2 separate regions of the Homo sapiens genome follow, and region 2 is linked to region 1. A link is a loop called in an ENCODE intact Hi-C map of the cell type or tissue named here. Cell type or tissue: Caco-2. All regions are shown on one strand. Each heading gives the region's core, and the rest is flanking DNA. Links, peaks and the distances in the headings are about the cores only.

The links. Hi-C counts contacts between places; a loop is a spot of excess contacts. Peaks named below come from ENCODE experiments on the same cell type or tissue, not always from the same donor. Only the 100,000 strongest peaks of a DNase experiment are listed, where the experiment ranks them.
Region 2: it touches region 1 in a loop (4-fold over the local background); 2 of 110 quality-filtered maps call a loop at or near these places.

What each region holds. Positions count from the first base shown.
Region 1 is chr17:68,757,074-68,762,458 of GRCh38, reverse strand. No RefSeq gene overlaps it. Among named protein-coding and RNA genes, the nearest start is that of LINC01482, 130 kb to the right of the region's middle. In Caco-2, for the core only: a CTCF peak has its summit at 2,399; DNase peaks (open chromatin) are centred at 2,418 and 2,888; H3K4me3 peaks cover 517 bases.
Region 2 is chr17:68,697,921-68,703,305 of GRCh38, reverse strand. No RefSeq gene overlaps it. Among named protein-coding and RNA genes, the nearest start is that of LINC01482, 72 kb to the right of the region's middle. In Caco-2, for the core only: no CTCF peak of the experiment used is centred there; DNase peaks (open chromatin) are centred at 2,125 and 5,205.

The sequences.
Region 1 (5,385 bases), core at 104-5,103:
TTTTAATGAGACTTTCATTATATTACGTCTGTGAATATGTATGCATTTGTGAATAAATAAAATAAATGTGTTACTACAGGCATTTCAAAAAGTTTGCAAGCCACTGCTGCCTTAAGGAGAACAAGTCTTTGCTACACATGCAAACTCAGACCTATTGAATGACATTAATCTTAATAATCTTAAAAACCTAAGAGAAAAGAGAATTGTAGAGTGTCACATCATTCTAATGCTCATCAATTATATAGCAGTTCTACACACAGCACATTTTGAATTAACCGTATGCATCTGATTAGAGTTTTTCAAACAGATGAGTTATGATGTGAACCACTATAATATGCAAGACTATGTCACATGGTACATAGGATAATTTTTTAAATTTTGTGTTTATATTAGGAAAATATACCTAGCACATTCAATAGCAATGGAAATGGACAGTGAACAGTTGGAGTTAGGGAAATATTGAAATATCTGGCTGGATGAGTTGCAGAAACTAGAGATACACACCAATAAATATGTCCTCTCTGCTGTCTATAGAGATGACGTAGCTTCTACTTCCTTCCTTAGCAGACTCTCTGGGATTTTTTCCTCCTTTGCCATTTGAACAGAGAATCCCAGAGAAATCCAATTTCCCCCTTTTTCTTTCCAGCAAGAGCAAACACCAAGAGACTTGGCCATTTCTTATCCTCCTCTTCCGTGCTTTCTGAGTGTCTATAAAGGAGAGATTCTTGGTGTTTGAAGACCACAGATGCCTCCTTCAAAAGTCACATGAAGGACTGGGCCTGTGGGCCTCGTGGCTCATGCCTGTAATCCCAGTGCTTTAGGAAACCATGGTAGGAGGATCCCTTGAACCCAGGAGCTACCCAGGTGTTTGAGGTTACAGTGAGCTGTAATCATGCCATTGCACTCCAGCCTGAACAACAGAGCAAGATCGTGTCTCAAAAAAAAAAAAAAAAAATTACACGAGGTGAAACCCCAGAAAATTCATCAAAATATCAAAATAGTGTGGAGTCTTGTGGAGTCTTTTTTTTAAAAAACAGATTCAAATAGGAGAGCTATCCGGACTACCCATTCCTGCTTCTAACTTCTGCCAGAAGTACTGGACAGAAAAATACCAATGTCAAAGGACAAAGGGTGTCACTCCTGGGAAGGAGCTCTGACCAGCCTTTTAAACTTTGCCTTACCTTGCATGGCAAAGAGTTCTGATTAGAGAATTGCAAACACTTGCAGGCGAATATCCTGCAATAGCAACAACAGCAACCCTGGGAAAACACCCTATTTACTATGAAACGTATTCTACATGTCTTCGTTATGATGGTACTGGGGGAAGTCATACAATGCATATGGTAGGCTGGTAGCAACACATCAGAATCTAACCCAATGTTACAAGGAATATAACTAGAAATGGTAATGCACCTGGTCCAACCTGAAGTGTTGTTGAATCCATATTAATGAATCAAATGAAAAATTATTTATATCTGTTAATGTTCAAAAATATATTTTTCACCTATGCTAATGTTGCTATCAGTTATGGTTAGGTTTTGTTTGTTTGTTTGTTTGTTTGTTTGTTTGTTTTTGAGACGGAGTCTCGCTCTGTCGCCCAGGCTGGAGTGCCGTGGCACAATCTCGGCTCACTGCAAGCTCCGCCTCCCGGGTTCACGCCATTCTCCTGCCTCAGCCTCCCGAGTAGCTGGGACTACAGGAGCCCGCCACCACACCCAGCTAATTTTTTGCATTTTTAGTAGAGACGGGGGTTTCACCGTGTTACCAGGTGGTCTCAATCTCCTGACCTCGTGATCCGCCTGCCTCGGCCTCCCAAAGTGCTGGGATTACAGGCCTGAGCCACCACGCCCGGCCAAGAGTGATGGTTTATGTGTCGACTTGGGCTAGTACCAGTTATTTAACCAAACACTGGTCTAGATGTTGCGGTGAACGTATTTTGCAGATATGATTAACATCCAAAATCAGCTGACTTAAAGTAAAGGAGACTATCCTAGATAAAATTTGTCGACCTCATTCAATCAATTGGAGGCCTAAAGAGAAAAAAACTGAGACTTCCCAGGGAAGAAATTTTGCCTCAAGATGGCAACATCAACTCCTGCCTGAGTTTGCAGCCTGCGGCTTGTCCTACAAATTTCCAACTTTCCAGCCCCTACATTTGCACCAGCCAATTCCTTAAAATAAATTTCTCCATCTTATGCACGCATATGCTCTTGGTTCTGTTTCTCTGGGGAACTCTGATTGATTTATTACATTTTGCTAAAAAATAATTCCGGGTGTCAAGACACAACCCAGGCCTGATAGTGCTGCTTTTTGTTGCAAAAGGGAACCAGTCCCATTTGCTCCATCCCTCGGAACTGCTGATCATGTCAAGTAGGGCTCGGCAGTGCTCACACACAACTCAAGGTGGCGTTCATGCTCTACTAGAAAGAGCCAGGCTTCCTAGTTGCCGGCCACGCCTCACAGACTTTTCCCCTCAGATTTCAAGACAGCCCAGTGACTCAGCAATGGGAAAGAGAAAGCATAAAATTTGGACCGTGAATACTGCAAACATATCCAACACTATCAACAGGAAAATTCACTTTGGGAATGAATGCTTTCTTGGGAGCCCCATTTCTTTGGTAGGATTTAACCTACTCTAAGCAAATAGTCACTCGGACAGTCCTACAAAATCCCCCACATAATAGGAATATGGTTAACTCGCCATTTTGTCTTGTTTCTGCCTGCCACAAAAGCTAGGCCACCTACTCATTGTTCTAGATTTTCTTACTTTTCAAGTTTTCAGGGTTGTCTTTTGGAAATTTAAGCCCCTGGAGCCCGAGGGTGCTGCACGCATGCCTGCATGTTCATGCACACAGGGCATGACTCACCCTGACCCCAGGATGTCAGCTGCCCTACCCGCGGTCCTGGAGAGACAGACACTGCCTGTGCCTGCTCTGCAAACCCCTTGGTTAATCCTGCTGGTGGCCAGGACCATAACCTGCCATTAGGCCATGTCCTTGACCACAGAGTGCAAAACAGTTTAATGGTACAGGCTTGTTTAATCCCTGTATTGTTTTGCAAGATAAGTTTGAGATGTCTTTACTTTTTAAATTTCTGCTTTGCATGTGGGGAAACAGGACCAGATATGCTGAACGTAACGCAGTGATTCAGAATTAGAATGAAGGACTCTTACCTTCAGTTAAAGGTGCTAACCTCCCTAAATCTCTCCCACGAAAGTCTTCCCTTTTCCCCGCCACTGCTGACCTTCACCGTATACATATAGTATTTGCTTGTTTATTTTTTAGAGTGTACACATTTACATAAGCACACAGATCAATGTCTGTGTTCCTGCAGTTTTAAACCATGTGCCAATGGTGCAGTGTTACTGCCATGACCCGAAATTAGAATCTTTTACATTAGAATCTGACTTTTACAATATACACACAGTCTCCCTCTTAAAGATACATAATTCAGAATAGCAGGTGGAAAGCCCTGAGAAATCCTATCCAAAATAAAAAATGTAATTCTATTTAATCACATAATTTCTTAATTTACTTGAACAGAGATCATTTTTTTTGCACTGTACTCTTTAATTTAACATCAGTAACATTCCCTGTAGCACCCTTTTGGAAATGCTGAATAAAATTAGAATTTTTTTATAACATAAAGTTAGGTGTGTAGACAGTGACCACCCCTCCCCTCCAATAGTCCACCTTACTATGCAGAGGAATTTCAGAGTTCACAGAATTAGTCTTAGAGATAGTTGGATTTCTGTGGCTTCCCAAAGCATCCCAATGGTTGACAAAAGCCAAATCCCATAGCAGTTTTCTAATCCTGAAATTAAGGAGCAGAGATCAGCTTACGTGGGTTAAATAGCACTCTCTTGGACTTTGGATAGGCCCTTCCCTTCCTAAGCACACAGGCATCTCCCAAGGTCCCCTTGAGGCCCCTCCAGCTGTTCCAGCCTTGGCATCAACAGGTGACTCCCACTCCTAATCCTTTGGAAATGTCCTCCAGCCATTTTCATTCCCTTAATTCTTGAAAGGTGACTTGATTACTGGGATATTCCTAAAAATCCACTACATTTTTTACTTTTTTTTAATTTTCATTTTAAATTCTAGGGTATATGTGCAGGATGTGCAGGTTTGTTACATAGGTAAACAAGTGCCATGGTGGTTTGCTGCACCTGTCAACACATCATCTGGGTATTAAGCCCAGCATGCATGAGCTATTTTTCCTAATGCTCTCCCTCCCCACATCCCACTCCCTGACAGGCCCCAGTGTGTGTTGTTCTGCTCCCTGTGTCCATCTGTTCTCATTGTTCAGCTCCCACTTATGAGTGAGAACATGTGGTGTTTGGTTTTCTGTTCCTACATTAGTTTGCTGAGGATAATGACTTCCAGCTCCATCCATGTCCCTGCAAAGGACATGATCTTGTTCCTTTTCATGGCTGCATAGTATTCCATGGTGTATACATACCACATTTTCTTTATCCAGTCTATCATTGATGAGCACTTGGGTTGATTCCATGTCTTTGCTATTGTGAATAGTGCTACAATAAACATATGCATGCATGCATCTTTGTAATAGAACGATTTATATTTTTTGAGTATATACCCAGTAATGGGATTGCTGGGTCAAATGGTATTTCTCGTTCTAGATCTTCGAGGAATCGCCACACTGTTTCACAATGGTTGAACTAATTTACATTCCCACCAACAGTGTAAACGCGCTCCTATTTCTCTGCAACCTCACCAGCATCTGTTGTTTCTTGACTTTTTAATAATTGCCATTCTGACTGGTGTGAAGGGGTATCTCATTGTGGTTTTGATTTGCATTACTCTAATGATCAGTGACACTGAGCTTTTCTTTTTTTAATCTAGCCCCAAATGAAAGCCAACTCCAGGCAATGACTTTTCTCCACAATGATAAAAGCCCTCATTCTCACAGAGGAACACACCCTTCATCCCTTTTATTTGTCCAAGAGAGTGGGTAGCTTTGTACCCACTAACGTTTCTCACACTACTCCTGGTGGTCTTTCATACCCATAGGAGCTAGAAAGAGGTATGGACTTTGTTTGAAGTGTTTTAGGGGTCAGAGACCTTATAACAATGACCCTACATGGCCAGGAATTTGTTGTTGAATATAACTGTATGTTAGTTTTCAAACTCTGGATCATCTCAGAAAAACATTGACTTAGAAGGAATAAAACTACTGGGCAACGGTGGTCATCCCACGCTGAGTAATTTCCTCTGGCTTCTTTGTGAGCTTGGGGACCATCGATAAGACTGGTCTTCAGTTTGTGGCCCTTGCAAACTTTTTTTATCAGGATAATAATCTTAGTTTTCTTTAAATAATTATAAGAGTTAAGCCCAAAAGGGCAAGGAGACCTGATAGAATCGGCCT
Region 2 (5,385 bases), core at 220-5,219, 59 kb after region 1:
TTTTACATCAGCTAGAATTGCATTTGGCCTGAAGGGATAAAAAGAAAAAAAAAGATCACCAATAGAAAGAGAAGTATATTTCCACCATGTGTTAAGATGTCCAAAGGAAGGCAGGGAAGGGCTGGTGGGTGGCTCCATGATGCCATCAGAGACCCAAACCATTCATAGCTTTCTGCTCCTCCTTATCCTTAGGCTCACAGGATGGCTGCTCACCTCAGGACATCACATCTACATTCCAGGTAGGAAGAGGACATGCAGGTAAAGGGAAAATGAAAAGGAACATTCTAGCTGAGTACAGGAAAATGATAACTTTCCAAGACACCCCTTCTTTACCAGTAGACTTTCACTTCTCACTAGCCAGAGATAGGTCTTACAGCCATCCCAGCATCAAGACAATGAAATGGTTTTAGTTAGAGCACACTAACTTCATCCCACAGTTAGGCTCCTCCTACTGAAGAAGAGAGGAGAATGGATACTGAGTAGGAGGTCCGCCCAAACATTATTATCCCTGTTTTATAGAAGAGGAAATGAAGGCTAAGACAAGTCAAGTGACTTGCCCAAGGTTACACAGCTGCCAGAGGGTAGAGTAGGGTTCAACTACCTTCGAGTCAAAGTCCACGTCGTGGGCAGTTCCAGAGTTACATTGCTCATCGGAGCTCACACAGCACCATTCAGCTTATAAATACCTATGGAATGCTCTGGTGCAGGACACCCATGGCCTTTGCACAAGATGACAGAGGGGGTGGTGACCACCTCTCTGAGGAACCATTTAGAAGCCAACACAAGAACACACACCTCTGTTGACAAAAGCTGGCTTTGGCCACCCAGCACAGCCAATATCCTGCAAGAGAGCCCATGTGGCCCCAGTCTGAGAATAACCAAATCTTAAAAGTTCTCTCTATCAATCTCCTTAAGAAAATGGAAAAGCTGGGCCGGGCGTGGTGGCTCATGCCTGTAATCCTAGCACTTTGGGAAGCCAAGGTGGGCAGATCACGAGGTCAGGAGATCGAGACCATCCTGGCTAACACAGTGAAACCCCATCTCTACTAAAAATACAAAAAAAATTAGCCAGGCATAGTGGCGGGCACCTGTAGTCCCAGCTACTCGGGAGGCTGAGGCAGCAGAATGGTGTGAACCTGGGAAATGGAGCCTGCAGTGGGCTGAGATCGTGCCACTGCACTCCAGCTTGGGCGACAGAGCAAGACTCCATCTCAAAAAAAAAAAAAAAAGAAAAAAAGAAAATGGAAAAGCTGGACTAAAATGTACATTACTAATGAAAGTAAAGCTTAGCTTTTCTTTAAGAAAGGACCACTGTATAATTATGATGTTTAAATTCTGGATCTGATCAGAAATGTAGGCCAACACCCTCGCCTCTCAGCTGGAGCAAAGCAGATATGGTTGTCACCAGGCGACCACAGCCCCATCTCTTTCTTTCTTAAGGTTTATTTGATGTTCAGTAAATTGGCCTTTGAGGTCCCAGTTGTGATTAAAACAGCCTTCTTCAGTCCTTCTCTTGTTCACGACTGACATACGTACCAACTTGGGGGCACAGCTTGGAGTGTGGATCTGGAAAAGACACCATTTCCACGCCTCTGGCCCTGACCCTCCACATGTGTGGCATATGCTGGCAGCTCCTGCCTCTAATTCCACATCATTGCACAAAGCAAGCAAGACTTTGAATCCACCTTGGTTTTGTCCCAGTTTATAGCTTTCAGAAAGCCAGTGGGCTAGTGCAAATGAGCCTCATTTTATAAATAAATGGTGGTGATGGTGACATGATTAAACAGCTTGGGGTCAGAAATGTCAGGGTTTCACTCCCAGCTCCACCAGCTCATAATGTGGATCATTGGCCAAGCCCTTTAACCTCTCTGTATCATGACTTTTCCACTGGTGTATTAGTGTTCTATTGCTGCATAACAAATTATCACATATTTAGTGGCTTAAAACAACACCTGTTTATTATGTCATGGTTTCTGTGGGTTGGGAATCTGGGTGTCTTAGCTAAGTCCTCTTACTCAGAGTCTTATCTGGAGCTCTGGGATGTCAGCAGAATCTATTTCCTTACAGCATTAGTACTCACGGTGACTTGCTTATTAGCAGGCCTCCAATCTCTAACACTTCTTTTAAAGGGCTCACCTGATAAGGCCAGGCCTACCCAAGATAAGCTCCCTTTTGATTACTTTAGAGTCAGCTGATAAGGAAACTTAGTCACATCTGCAAGAGTTCTTCACCTTTGCCATCATATAATCACAGGAGCGACATCCCATCATATTCATGGGTCTGGCCCACATTCAAGGAGAGGGGATTATATAGGGCAGGCACAATAGGGGGCAGAATGTTGGCATCGTCTTAGAATTCTGCCTTCTTCACCTTCCTAAAGGAAGATACTAATAGGACCTACCTCATATGGTTGTTTTGAAGATTACATGAGGTGTTCAGTGTAACAGTAGGTACCCAGCAAGCAGCAGCTACTGTAATTATTGTAGCGTTTTTGACTAGCTACCACATGGCAGGCCTCATTCTAGGAGCTGGGGATTCGGAAAACTGTAACACAAACCTTGCTCTGAAAGAAATCATGACATTTCTCTAGCACTAATAGTTTCCACCCAATTCAAAAGTTGGCAAAAAGCAATAAAGCTTTAATCCAACTAAATGACTTTTTTATATAAAGATTCAGGGTTTGCTTGACTTGTTGGAACCACTGCCAAAAATAAAAAGTGCTGACTGTAATCAAATACTGTAATCCACAGGATTATTATTTCCACTCTCCAGAGCCCCCTGGTTTGACTGCTATTTTGCAATCGGAGGAGCAGCTATTTGGCGCTAGTGCTCCAGCATGGGTAAATGCCAACTCAGGGGTGTCTCAGCCTAGGCTGCCCACATCTGAGTTACCTGGAGAGCTTGTCCAGGATCCCACTTGCCAAAACTCAGATGCAATTGGTGTAGAGTGCACCTGTGTGTTGGGATTCTTTTAAACCCCTCAGGAGGCTCCAGCATACCACCAGGGTTGAAAATTCCTGCTCTAGCCAAAGCTTGATAGTTTCCCAGTGGTCTGAAGACTGAATTCCCTTTTTAACAAAACTGTTAAAGACATGATAAGCCAAAGAGACACGAGCAGCGATAACACATTTTTCCATTTATTTTCAGCAAAGGGATTGAAATTCAACACGTCGCACACCTTTTCAAGCCACTATCGCAGGTCTGGATGTTGAATGTAATTCTGCTACTTTTTGCAGATAACAGCTTGTCTCTGGGTAGAGAAAGGCTGGGATCGTATTGAGAAAAGATTAAATTTCCCACATATCCAGAAAAGCTGATGGTGCTCAGCATGTATTCTGCTTGCTCATCTGATGTTCACTCTGTCACCTACAAGTATTAAGCACCTACTCTATGTCATGCTTCATGCTGGATGCCAAGGCTTCAAAGATCAGTAGAACCTGAATTTTACCTTAAAGAGACTAGAGTCTAATGTCAACATGCAAACTTGCCTTTTCTGTACCAGAGGAGAAATGCTTCTGGCATCAAGGGCATGGAACTAATTTTGAGGTTATAAACAATCTTTAGAATTTGTCTCAATTTGGCTAGGCGCAGTGGCTCATGCCTGTAATCCCAGTACTTTGGGAGGCTGAGGTGGGCGGATCACGAGGTCAGAAGATCGAGACCATCCTGGCTAACATGGTGAAACCCCATCTCTACTAAAAATACAAAAAATTAGCCGGGTGTGGTGGCAGGCACCTGTAGTCCCAGCTACTCAGGAAGCTGAGGCAGGAGAATGGTGTGAACCTGGGAGGCAGAGCTTGCAGTGAGCCAAGATGGTGCCACTGCACTCCAGCCCAGGGGACAGAGCGAGACTCCGCCTCAAAAAAAAAAAAAAAAAAAAAAATTTGTCTCAATTTTCTTTGAATATGTCTTCTCTCTTTCCAGGGTCTCATAACTTCCAGAGAGCAACCCCTTTCCAACTTCCCCTCCTTCTCCGCCCACTCCCCCCAGCAAAAAAAACAAAATTGTAATTAATGATGGGAACTTAAAAATTGCCCAGACTTCCTAGTTATCTCACAAGGAAACAGGGCAACACAGAGCCCCAGCCTCCACTTCTCCCACCCCTCCGAACCCCCAGTTCCTTCTCCCCTACAAAGGAACAGTCTCTACAATCCAGAACAAGTCCTGAGCTAGGTGGGGGCTCATGGCTTCTACGTGCTCAACATTCCCTGCTGCCAGTAGGGCCAATTGCAAATGCAGCAGAAAGCAGATGCTTATTGATTTGGGCTTTGGCAAAAACCAAGGAAGCTGGATTCCTCTTTTGAGATAATGCTGAGCCAGTAGCAGCTGTTAGAAACAGGAAGCCGTGTGGACTCTGGTGTCATAAAAGTAAGACTGGATTTGACGTGCCAATTGCCTGGGATCCAAAGGGGAACTTCTCTCCACTCCTCAGAATGTCATATGTTTCTACAAAGACCTGAGAGGCAACCCAAGAGGCAGTTCAGCTGGAAGGAAACCAGAATTCCTGTTCAGACAAAATGCTCTCCTAAACCCTCACCCCCTTCATTTGTATAGTAAACCTTTATGGAGAGCCTACTAGATACAAGATACTGCACTAAACTATGCCAGTCCATCACCTCCCCACCCCCACCAACGAACATTTTTTTAAATATCAGAATCCCACCATGGTCTCAGAATTCAGCGCCTTGGCAGACTCCAGAAAGAATCATCCTGAGTTATTTTTTAAATGCCTACTCTGGTGTCTTGAGAAAACTGCTACATTAAGCTTACTTTATTCTCTATTTTTAAATTCTGTTATAGTGGTGCTTCACTCTGGGCTGCTGGAAACATTCAGGAACCACATCAGCAAACACCACCCCCGTTCTCCATAACATCAGCTCCTTCCATCTAGGGAAAAGGAAATGATCCACACCTAAGGTCATAGCTGGCCCAGTAGAGGAAAATGTCAAATAAAACCCAGAAATGGAGAGTCGCCATTATTTACCCCTTTGGTGCATATGTGTAGGGGAATAAACAACTCTCTCCATTACATTACATCATTACATTACATTACATTACACTACTCATCCACAACATTAGGAAGTCAGATTGCATCACACCCCTGAAAGCTGGCCAGTGTGAAAATGAGTGCTTAAGGGACATGAGGATGAAATTGTTTACTCTAGGAGTTAAGGTATGTTTTCCTCTAACAGACAGGGGCTGTGTATCCCTAAGTTGGTTTAAATGTGGTCATAAAGTCTAGAATATGACCTGGAAGACTTCAAGGTCCCTGGAAGCCACAGATTTCATAATGGAGTTAGGCAGGCAAGTCCAGGCTTGTTTCTTTTCAGACTTATCATGGACCAGTTATCTAGCCTGAAAATGGATTTTGAAATTGCTGGGGAA